2 separate regions of the Homo sapiens genome follow, and region 1 is linked to region 2. A link is a contact called in ENCODE Hi-C data. All regions are on one chromosome and are shown on one strand. The core of a region is the stretch at or near the end of the contact, and the rest is flanking DNA. Distances in the headings are between cores, read along the strand shown. Region 1 holds the start of PPA2 (inorganic pyrophosphatase 2). Region 2 holds the start of GAR1-DT (GAR1 divergent transcript).

Region 1 (5,181 bases), core at 2,682-5,181, 4.3 Mb before region 2:
TTTCCCTATCCTATGAGAACAGTATGAAATCTAAAATAAAATTTCAAGTTATTAACGAAACAAAACAAACAAAAACACGCAAGATATCAAAGGAATACTGGCATGCAGCATTAGGTCTTTGGCTCAATATAAGTGAGTCTAACTTCATTATGATTTCACAGTTAATTTAAAAGACTGCAAGTACCCATTAAAACTTTAAGACCTAGGAAGCCGGGCACAGTGGTGCATGCCTGTAGTCCCAGCTACCCAGGAGACAGAGGTGAGAGGATCGCTTGAGCTGGGGAAGTCAAGGCTGCTGTGAGTCGTGATTGCACACTGTGCTCCAGCTTGGGCAAAAGTATGAGACCCCATCTCTAAACAAACAAACAAACCAAAAAAATAAAAATAAAATGAATAAACAACAACAACAAAAAACCTTCTGAAACCTATAAATTAACAGGAACACTTCAAAATAATCAATCACATCACCTTATTTTCTCCCTTCACAGAATCTAATAATAAGGATTTTAGTCTAATGTCTTAAAGTCAAAAGGGAAAAATAAATAACATTTATTAAATACCTATCACGTGTGAGACACTGATAATTACACACATAGTCTCATTTAACTGCCACAGCAATTCTATAAAATTACTAGTGCTATCCCCATTTTATTTACGGAGAAACTGAGCTACCGGATGTCATCTGAAGGTAAGGGATGCCTCTGGTTAATTCAGTCGAGTGACTTGTCCAAGACGGTAAAGTCAGGACTACAACTTAAGTGGTTTGACTATTAGTTTAGAACTGTTACAGCACAGTTGCTTCTGGAAGTTGCAGAAATCATAACCCTGATGTCACTAAGATGTTAACAAATGTTCTGAGAAATAAGTACTCTGTGGTTCAGTTTTTGGAGAAGTTACATCCGAATTTTCCAGAACTTAAATAGGCAAATTCTTCTTCAAAAAAGTAATAAAATGGGAAGTGTTCTAATTTATTAAACCATGAAACCCTCTGTTTTAACGAAAACCTAATAATATACCATGGGATGCTTGTGTTCAACTAAGCAGTCTGGAAAATGATCATCTGGTCCAATCTCCTCATTCCATGGTTTTAAAAAATGAGATGCAGGGAGGTGAAGTGACAGCAAGATACTAACAGGGTCAGGGCTGGCACCAAGGAGGCCTGATGATTCCCATCAGGATACCCTTTCCCCTAATCATCCTGTCTCACTCTTTCTACAAAGTTTAACACCAATTTTTTTTTAAGTATTACATCAATCATTTATTCTGATTTTACTGAATGACAGTAAAGAGAAACCATTTACAGACATGAAGCTCGAAAATGTTCTACCTCCCAATGCACTAGTATTTCAGAGACTTGGAATATATTTGGAGATGTGGAAAATGATTACACTTTAGTAACACTGAGTAACAATTTTAGGCCAAGTATACTACACTCATATTTTTTTTGAAGTGAGACATTAGTCCACCCTAGTACTGCATACAGACACACTGAGTAATAAATATCCAATCTGTGATCATCTTTATAAAGGGCAATTTATTCGTTGCTTTCCCCTTACCCCATTCGCCCTAGAGTGGCTTCGTTTCACTTTGCCCTACCCCTTCTAGCAGGTAGTAAACAGTCCTGGCCAGTGATGCCATCTGGCGGTTAGTTCAGAAATTGTTTAACCAACACACCTTCCAATCAGGATCTTACCATCGGGACCCTCTCCAAAACCACACTCCCCTTTCTTCCAGTTTTTGCCCATTTACCTTAGTAAAATCGGGTTTTCTTCTTTCCTGCCCTGTTTATCCAACTGAATGAAAAACGTATTTTATTTGTGGCACTCTAGTTACAGAAAAATCATGAGTCCTAAGTACATTTGCAGCTAAAGAAACAAACCAACAATAAGAGGCCAACATACTCCCAAAAATGCCCCCATTCGACATCCTGTCTTAACAGAGACTGTTAGAATCTCCGTTATTCATCCAATGCCTTCAGGGAATACCAGTGCTGAGAAGGACCTTGAGGATCATCGTTTCAAGGTCAAAAGCTTCATTTTACAGCTGAAGAAACTGGCTCTGTGAGAAAGAACTGAAGTAACCACCCACCCAACAGCACACAGCGAGTTAACGGCAGAGCCAAGATTATGGCCTAGGACTCCCCATTCCAAATCCGGTACTGGGTCAACTACTCTGTGCGCTCCTGGCTTCTCAAGCCTGTTTTTGCTCAACCAGTGTATTTACTTTTTCCATAATTATAGTAATATTGTGAATCTCTGTACTATGCCTAACAGTGTCTAGCACACTTCATAAATATTTATTATTTGGGTATCTATTAATTACCGTACTTATTGCAAATCTAGAATACTTGCAGTAGACAGGCCTTTTTTCAATCTGCTTAAAAAGCGAACTGCCACTTCATAATTTTTTCTGACTATTCCCATTAATCATCACATGGTAACCTTTTAGAACATAATCCATTCAGAAATTTGAGACTTCCTGTTCACCTGATCAGTCTTAACCAAAGATAGAAGAAAATATGTGGCATAGGGTGAAAACTGCAACCAATTTTGAAGAAAATAGAAATTCTAGTACTAGTTGCATTATAATCACACGACTTTAGGCAAACTCTTCTTTCCCACAAAATAATCCTCGACCCTAAACTCATGTAGCATAACTGCAAATCTCTCATAAATTACAAATATCTATAATGATTATCGGTATTAACAATAGTAATTTATATTTTAGGCCCTGTGACTAATCAGTTTACATATATAATGTCATGTAATACTTGCAGCCCTATTTTACGGATGAGAAAAAACAAGGCTTAGCAACTTAAACTCGTCCGGGGTCACAGAGTTAAGACGTGAAGAACTCGAGGGCCTGCTTAGAACTGAAAGCCTCCAGAGCCAGTGCTCCGAAAAGGGGAGCGATAATGCAAGGCCCACTTTGATACTACCACTCCAAGGCTCTGCAGTCAGTGGGGAGTGAAGGCAAGCGACCGACATCGCTATTTTCTGTTACGGTTAACGTACACAGTGAAACAATGGGGTACACGGAACAATGAGTCACGAAGACCTGGGTCCTTTCTCTGAGCTCGGCAACTCAGGGACCCCCCCGAAGTCGCTTAGCCTTCTGGGCTTGTTCAGCTTGGGGAGGAAAAGGGGCTGCTCCGGAACCAACGAGGCTTTGGATGGTGGATCACACTCAGGGTGTAAACTTGTGCGTACCAAGTCAAGCTTCTGGGGAAAGAACCTTCATCAGAGTCCCTCCAAAAAAAGAAGACGCGCTGGATTAGGCATCCGCAAAGTTCCGCCTGCCTCTCCGACGTCAGGGAGCTCCCGCAGTAGGAGGTTTCTTACGCCTCTAGGAAGGCCGGCGTGTGGGCGGGCTCTGCCTTCCCTTCCTCACTGAGTTGTGTGAACCGGGAACGGCGGCCGGGCCGGCTAATGGCTGCAGGCCGCCGCGGGGTGGCCGCTTGCACTCTGCCTACCCCTCGGGGAGGGCGGCTGGCAGGGCACAGGGCGCTATCTACCCCCCAGCCGGCAGCCCTGCGCCTCTGCTCTCCGCTTTGGGGTCTTGATCCGCCGCCTCCTCGCTGGCAGTTCTCGTGACTCGGTGCGCGCTCCCGCGGGAAGTAAGGTGGCCTGGACCGCGCGGCTACCGCTGAGGGCCCCAAAAAGAGAGAAGGGAGACCGCGCGGGGCGTCCCAAGTGTCCCCCATTCCATCCCCCACCCAGGTTTCTCCGGTGCGCCGCTCGGCGAACCTCCGGGAGCTACTTACTAAAGAAGAGGCGGTAATTCTGCGAGCAGGGCTGGCCGCGCTCCTCAGTGTGGTACAGGGCCATAGCACGGCGCGACCCGGTCCCTGCACTGGTCCCCAACCGCAGGCACGCAGCGGCTGGGGCACCCGTGCGCAGCAGCCGCAGCAGCGCGCTCATGGCGTCAATGACGGTCCTGCTGTGCGCGCGGAGCTACCTGGGGGCTCGGCCGGGCCGCACGCCGGTGCCCCCTACCGTCCGGAGTCATCCCTCCCGCCCCGGCGCTCGGGCTGCGATCCTGGTCCCTGCCAGTGGAATCTGGAACACCAGCCAGTTGTGCGCACTATGCCCTCAGCGAGGCCGCAGCTCAAAGACGAGTGAGACAAGACCCACCACCCCTGAAGAGCTCACTGCCACTCGTTAATTCATACATTTATTCATGCCTTCATTTATCCCGTCAAGAATTACTATCATGATTTTTTAGTATAGTGATGTAATATTGAGTGATTACTCTGTGCCAGGAACTGCTCTAGACCCTGTCCAATATAGGAGATGAGCGCACATGCACGCAAAGACATCACTATAAGACAAAATGATCAGGCCACCACGTGAAAACGGGACGTTGACACCGACTTACAGAGCAAAAAACCCTAAGTAGCTTACTCAAATGCCATCTTCTCCATAAGGCCATTTCCTAACCCAGTAGAGATTATTTATTCTTTCTTTTATTTTATTATTTTTTGTTGTTGTTTTGTTTTTGAGACGGAGTCTCACACTGTTGCCTGGGCTGGAATGCAATGGTACAATCTCGGCTCACTGCAACCTCCGCCTCCTGGGTTCAAGCTATTCTCCTGCCTTAGCCTCCTGAGTAACTGGGATTACAGGCATGCGTCACGACGCCTAGCTAATTTTTGTATTTTTAGTAGAGACAGTTTCCCCATGTTGGTCAGACTGGTCTCGAACTCCCGACCTCCATTGATCCGCCTGCGTTGGCCTCCCAAAGTCCTGGGATTACAGGCGTGAGCCACCGCGCATCGGCCAGGCGGGGTGGCACACACGCCTGTAGTTCCAGCTACTTGGGAGGCTGAGATAGGAGGATGGTTTGGGCCAGTATCCAGGAGAATGGATATTGTAGAACAACCAGTAGTCTGCCACGTGTCATTTTATTTTTTTCTAGTCCATCTTCTTTGGGACTATCATCATCTAGGCTACTTTCCTACTGGGCACCCAGGTTCTTTCAGCATCTCCAATTATCGTGTGATCATTAAAATTGAGATACTGGTCTACCCAAGTTCCAGAAAGGATTCCTAGGAGATATTGTGACTAGCTACTTAGAGACACTCTACTAAGATTATAGATCCTAAAATGTTTTTGTCAACAGTGGTACCTTTGTAATGTGTCAACTTGAATAGGCATAACTATAAGGCAAATGCTCCCATAA
Region 2 (5,556 bases), core at 1,891-4,390:
CCCAGAGAGTGCTGATGTCAGAAAGTTTTGGAGCAGAAATGAAAAAAGTTCTAGATGATGCTATGAAGATGACTTATCAAACATAATGCAATTCACTTCTAAAAATTTTTTTTTTTAAACTATGTGAAAACCTGGACAAGGCCCATATAAATCTCCTTCCACATGCGTAAATCTTATGGCTTAGCAGATCATTTTGGGGGAATCCAGCTGGCATGTCATGTCAGTACTCAAGCACCCTGTAAAGAGGTCTGTATGGCAAGGAACTGGGGCTGGCAGTAGGCAGCATCAGCTTGCTAGGCATGTCAGTGAGCTCCCTCAGAAAAGGATCCTCCAGCCCTAGTCAAGTCTTCAGTGGACTGCAGCCCCAGGTGATACCTTGACTGCAACCTTATGAGAGACCCTGGGTCAAAATCATCCAGCTAAGCTGCTCCTTAATTTCTGACCTACAGAAATTACACAAAATAATGTTTATTGACACTACGGATTGGAGTGAGAGAAGGTAATACAGATTCTGCTCCTTAACAGGACGCTTGACCTAGAAAGTGAATCACAGAAATACATTCAAGAAAACAGTAGCCCAGATTTTACCAAATTCTTTGAAGATAAAGAATGGCTGTGGAAACCAGCATTTTTGTTTTTTTTTGCATTGCTGTAAAGAAATGCCCAAGGCTAGGTAATTTATAAAGAAAGAGGTTTAATTGGCTTATGGTTCTGGAGGCTTTACAGGAAGCATGGTGCTGGCATCAGTTTCTGGTGAGGTCTCTAGAAGCTTACAATCATGGCGGAAGGTGATGGGGAGCCAGCATGTCACATGGCAAGAGTGGGAGCAAGAGAGAAATAGAAGAGGTCACAGACTCTTAAAACAACCACATCTCAAGTGAACTGAGTGAAAACTCACTTATCACCAAGGGGATGGTGCTAAGCCATTCATGAGAATTCTGCCCCCATGATCCAATCACCTCCCACGAGGTCCCATCTACGACACTGGGAATCAAATTTCAGCATGAGATTTGGAGGGAACAAACATCCAAACCATATCACCTACTTAACAGACATTTTCATCACATGAACTAGTTGAACAAGGATCTTCAGGCCCTGGAGAAAATCGTTTTACTTCGAGTGACAAGATTTTTGGGTTTAAATAAATATTGAATCTTTGGAAAAGTTATATTGCAAAAAGGGATCTTGAAATGTTTCCACTGCTGCTTGGACTTTAGAATAAGGAAGTCTCAAGTCTTACCGAAAACCACCGTGGGGAATTGCAGAACAAAACCGAACAATATTTTCCTTCCCCTGGAACACAACTGTATAACTACGTGAGGAACCCTTTCCTTGAATCTTCTCAGCCTGAGCACCTGGCTTTGAGAAAAGAGGAAGAACTTTGTGAATGTATGACTGTAGATATAAGATGAAATGTACTTATTTGTGTTTCTCCTTCTTTTTTTTTTTTTTTTTTTTTTTGAGACGGAGTCTTGCTCTGTTGCCCAGGCTGGAATGCAGTGGCGCAATCTTGGCTCACTGCAATCTCCGCCTCCCGGGTTCAAGCGATTCTCCTGCCTCAGCCTCCCAAATAGCTAGGATTACAGGCGCCCGCCACCACGCCCGGCTAAGTTTTGTATTTTTAGTAGAGACAGGGTTTCACCATGTTGGCCAGGCTGGTCTTGAACTCCTGACCACAGGTGATCTGCCTGCCTCAGCCTCCCAAAATGCTGGGATTACAGGCGTCAGCCACAGCACCTGGCCTGATCTGTGCTTCTACAAGTTTTGGATTTCTGAGAAAGAAGAGCAGCTTGACATTTTTAAGAAAGTAATAAACATTTTGACATACTTTAAAACTTCTTGTTCAAGCAAGCTTTTTCTCACTAAGTTTTAAGAGTAAAGACAAAAATCATCTCATTTCAGTTGAAAATGCAATCTGTGTGTGACAATCTCAAGTTCAATTCAGAATTGAGCAAATACACAGCAAAAGATAAGCAAAGGTTTCATACTAAATAGGTAATTTTCATTTTTTGTTTCAAAAATAATACACTTATATAGGCCCATAAAAAGACCAACATTCGTTAAAATCAAATTGCAGCATTTACTAAACTAAAAGAAAAAGAACAAGTAAAGTTTCCTCTCTCACTTATTTTGTTTTTTGTTTGTTTTGAGACCAAGCCTTGCTCTGTCGTCCAGGCTGGAGTGCAGTGGCGTGATCTCGGCTCACGGCAACCTCCGCCTCCCGGGTTCAAGCGATTCTCCTGCCTCAGCCTCCCGAGTAGCTGCGATTACAGGCGTGTGCCACCATGCCCGGCTGATTTTTGTATTTTTAGTAGAGAAGGGGTTTCACCGTATTGGCCAGGCTGGTCTCGAACTCCTGATCTCAAGTGATCCATCTGCCTTGGCCTCCCAAAGTGCTGGGATTACAGGCGTGAGCCACCACGCCCCGCCTACAAAGGTATTTTAAAATCCCATTTACAATAACCCTCTGAATTAGATAGGTACCAAGTTCCACCCTCTTCTAAACACGAGATCAAATATCAAGGTAAGGTCTCAGAGGGTTTGGGTGTAAAAGACTCCAACCAAATTTAATAAATGGGAAGTCATTACCTTTATTTGTGAGAGAAGCTTTGGAGAATGTGGGGGAAGCTGATGTCAAATATAAAGGGCTTAAAGAGAGAAGAGGGAGAGGAGCTTTCAGCACAGTCCAGTTCACAGCCCGTCGGTGCTCAAAACATACTTGAATACCTGGTACAAAAGATAAAAATGATGGTTTGGTTTTCTATAAGACAGCATAGTTTCTTTAAAATTACACACACACATGCATTGCTTTTCTTCCTTTAATTAGTTGAGACCATAGGACAAAAGAAGAGGCATAGTTGAGCGCGTAATGGTGCGAAAATCAAAAGGTTGGGAAGAAACAAGAAACTCAGATAAACGCTTCCGTCGGCTGTGACAGGTTCTGAGGCGCCCAGATCTACTGGACATAGCGCGGCTCAGAAGCCTCAGAGACCTGTCCGCACAGTTCCTGAAGTTAGCAACAAATTAGTGAGTGCTGTTGCGGGCCATTTTGCAGCCAGAGAAGCAAATGCGCAAATGCGCCCAGCCAGTCAGCACGGACTTCAAGAACCAACTTCATTCCTTGCAAGGTGCTTTAGTTCTGGCCGTTAGGGCGGCAACCAAACAGAAACCTGCCCCGCCTCTGGGAGAGAAGGCGGATCCCTAACGCCAGCTATCTCCAAGAGCAACATTGCCGCAGCACTTCCGGGACGTCGTGCTGCAAAGGACGCCGCTGTTATACGTCACTTCCACGGCTCAGCGTCAGGCAAGTTGGCCTCTCTGTTGTAAATTAGTGGTTAAGGTTATCTATTATTGCCACTTTTCCAGCGCTAAAGGCTGTTTTGGAACCAGTGTTGCTTGTTCCGCGGGTGATTGGCTTTTTTTTTTGGCAAACCAGTTATTCAAGTTTCTGGTCTTTAAAAAACTCTGTGGCGGTACGGTAACCGAGGAGGTTCCAGCGCGGCGGAAGTACCCCGCGGGTGGGTGTGTGCGCAAGGCCAGGGCCAGAGGGGCACGTGGCGCCGGTGAGTGGCCGTAGAAGCCGGAGGATTTGAAAATGCTGGACGTGGAACCCAACTGCCGGAGGGAGGGAGGAAGGAAGGGGATGCGGTGCGAAGACCTTGCTGTCTGTAGGGGGAGGAGATACTAATCATGGGGCGGCAAGGGTGGTGTGTGGTCGGTCGGCGCTCACGAGACCATGGAGAAGTAAACTCTTCACCCATCAGGTTGGTGGTCACTGGCTGTCTGACCGTGGGTGAGGTGACAGGGCTGCTTTTGTCTCCTTTATGGTGTTCTCACCGCAGCTCCGAGGGGTTGGAGTATACTCAGAGGCTACAGTGATCAGAAGACATAGGTCGTTTTTTTTTCATCAGGGAGGAGAGAGAATGTCTTTTCGAGGCGGAGGTCGTGGAGGCTTTAATCGAGGTGGTGGAGGTGGCGGCTTCAACCGAGGTGGCAGCAGCAACCACTTCCGAGGTGGAGGCGGCGGTGGAGGCGGCGGCAATTTCAGAGGCGGCGGCAGGGGAGGATTTGGACGAGGGGGTGGCCGCGGAGGCTTTAACAAAGGCCAAGACCAAGGACCTCCAGAACGTGTAGTCTGTATGCAGTCTTCAGTATTTAGCTTATTTGAAGGAGTAGGTGTGGGTTGGGGGTTTGTGTTGTTAGGCAGCAAGTTTGGGATACACAAGCCTGTGTGGAGAATGTAGCATGTAAGGGTGGAGTGGGGAGATCAAGAAAGCTGAGGGATACTTAGAATGCATCTTGGAGGTGGAACTTGAGGGTTGACAGGAAGATATTAAATAGGTAATCGTGAGTACTTATGCCTAATTCCCCGATTTTACAGATGAGAAAACTATGATTTAGAGTTAAGTTTTTTTGCTGGGGTCATAAGGTTAGTGATAAGTGATCAATTAGTGATATAGCTGAAATACAGGCTGGGTGCGGTGGCTCACGCCTGTAATCCCAACACTTTGGGAAGCTAAGACGGGAGGATCTTTTGAAGCCGGGAGTTAGAGACCAGCCTGGATAATAAAGCAGGAGACCCTGTCTGTACAGAAAAGAAAGAAATACAAAGCCAAGTATTCTGACTCCAAAGCCCATGCTTTCTGTTACTACTCAAAAGTAGATAAGTGAGAAAACAATTTGCTTGAGAGGGAAACTGCCAGAGAGGAAATCTAGAAAAACACCTATTTAGGGTAGTTTTAGAGTAATTAACAATGAGATGGGAATGGAAGTCACAGAAAGTGAAACTTACTACATTAAAGAGGAGAGAGGGTGAGTAGTGTCTAACTAAGAATGGCTTGGATGAGTATGCAGGATGGTTTGAAAGGAGCAGTTTCTAGAATAAAAGGTCCCAGCCCACAAGCTGTTGTACCAGTCCATACATGAGACCTTGAGAGCCTGAATCAGGATGGTGACAGTGAGGAAAAAAAAGGAAGGGTTAGATAGGAGAGAGATTTCAAAGGAAACAAAATCGGTAGAACTTAGCTAATGCTGATAATAAAGGGTTCCAGGTTTTGAGCTTGGGTGATAGGAATGAAGACTTGGTTTTGCAGGAATGTGGTATTTTAGTTTGGGGTGACAGTCTAGTTAGAAATAAAGGTAGTTATTTTGAGATTCCAGATGTCCTTGAAAACAATGAATCATTGTTAAAGAGGTGGTAGTGGGAATGGAAAAGTTCTAAGGCAAGAGAAAAAAAAAAAGAATGAAGGCTGATTCTGTTAGGCATTGAAGAAAAGGGAGAACCAAGAGAATGAAGCAGAGTTTTGAATCAGATAATAAGTTGTAATAACATAACTGTTACAGGTTGAATGGTGTCAGTGTGCCAGGCACTGTTCTAAGCACTTGACATTTGTTATTCCATTGAGTGCTTACATTACTGTATATTAGGTATAGCTATACATTATATGTTATTAGTGCATACTAAAAATGAGACACTGAATTAGAGAGAGGGTGGGTAACTTCTCCTAGGTCAAATAGCTAGTGTGTTGTGGAGTTGGTATACCAGCCCAGGAAGTC

Evidence for each region. A loop is a pair of places that touch in the nucleus more often than their neighbours do. Pooled maps may share reads with other maps.
Region 1: a map of naive thymus-derived CD4-positive, alpha-beta T cell shows a loop between it and region 2 (9-fold over the local background). The contact joins the promoter of PPA2 here to the promoter of GAR1-DT in region 2. A Hi-C loop is called at or near these places in 2 of 168 maps with a recorded cell type or tissue (CD8-positive, alpha-beta T cell and naive thymus-derived CD4-positive, alpha-beta T cell) and 5 of 50 pooled maps.

What each region holds. Positions count from the first base shown.
Region 1 is chr4:105,470,131-105,475,311 of GRCh38, forward strand. It overlaps PPA2 (inorganic pyrophosphatase 2), which reads right to left and starts at 3,932. Exons shown (of 12, transcript NM_176869.3): 1 at 3,764-3,932. The coding sequence starts at 3,920. RefSeq lists enhancers at 3,113-3,282, 3,573-3,692 and a silencer at 3,913-4,122.
Region 2 is chr4:109,812,242-109,817,797 of GRCh38, forward strand. It overlaps GAR1-DT (GAR1 divergent transcript), which reads right to left and starts at 3,141. Exons shown (of 2, transcript NR_186620.1): 1 at 2,590-3,141; 2 at 678-1,359. GAR1 (GAR1 ribonucleoprotein) reads left to right here and starts at 3,521. Exons shown (of 7, transcript NM_018983.4): 1 at 3,521-3,563; 2 at 3,912-4,137. The coding sequence starts at 3,924. RefSeq lists enhancers at 2,897-2,996, 3,167-3,566, 3,577-3,626, 3,977-4,026, 4,197-4,266.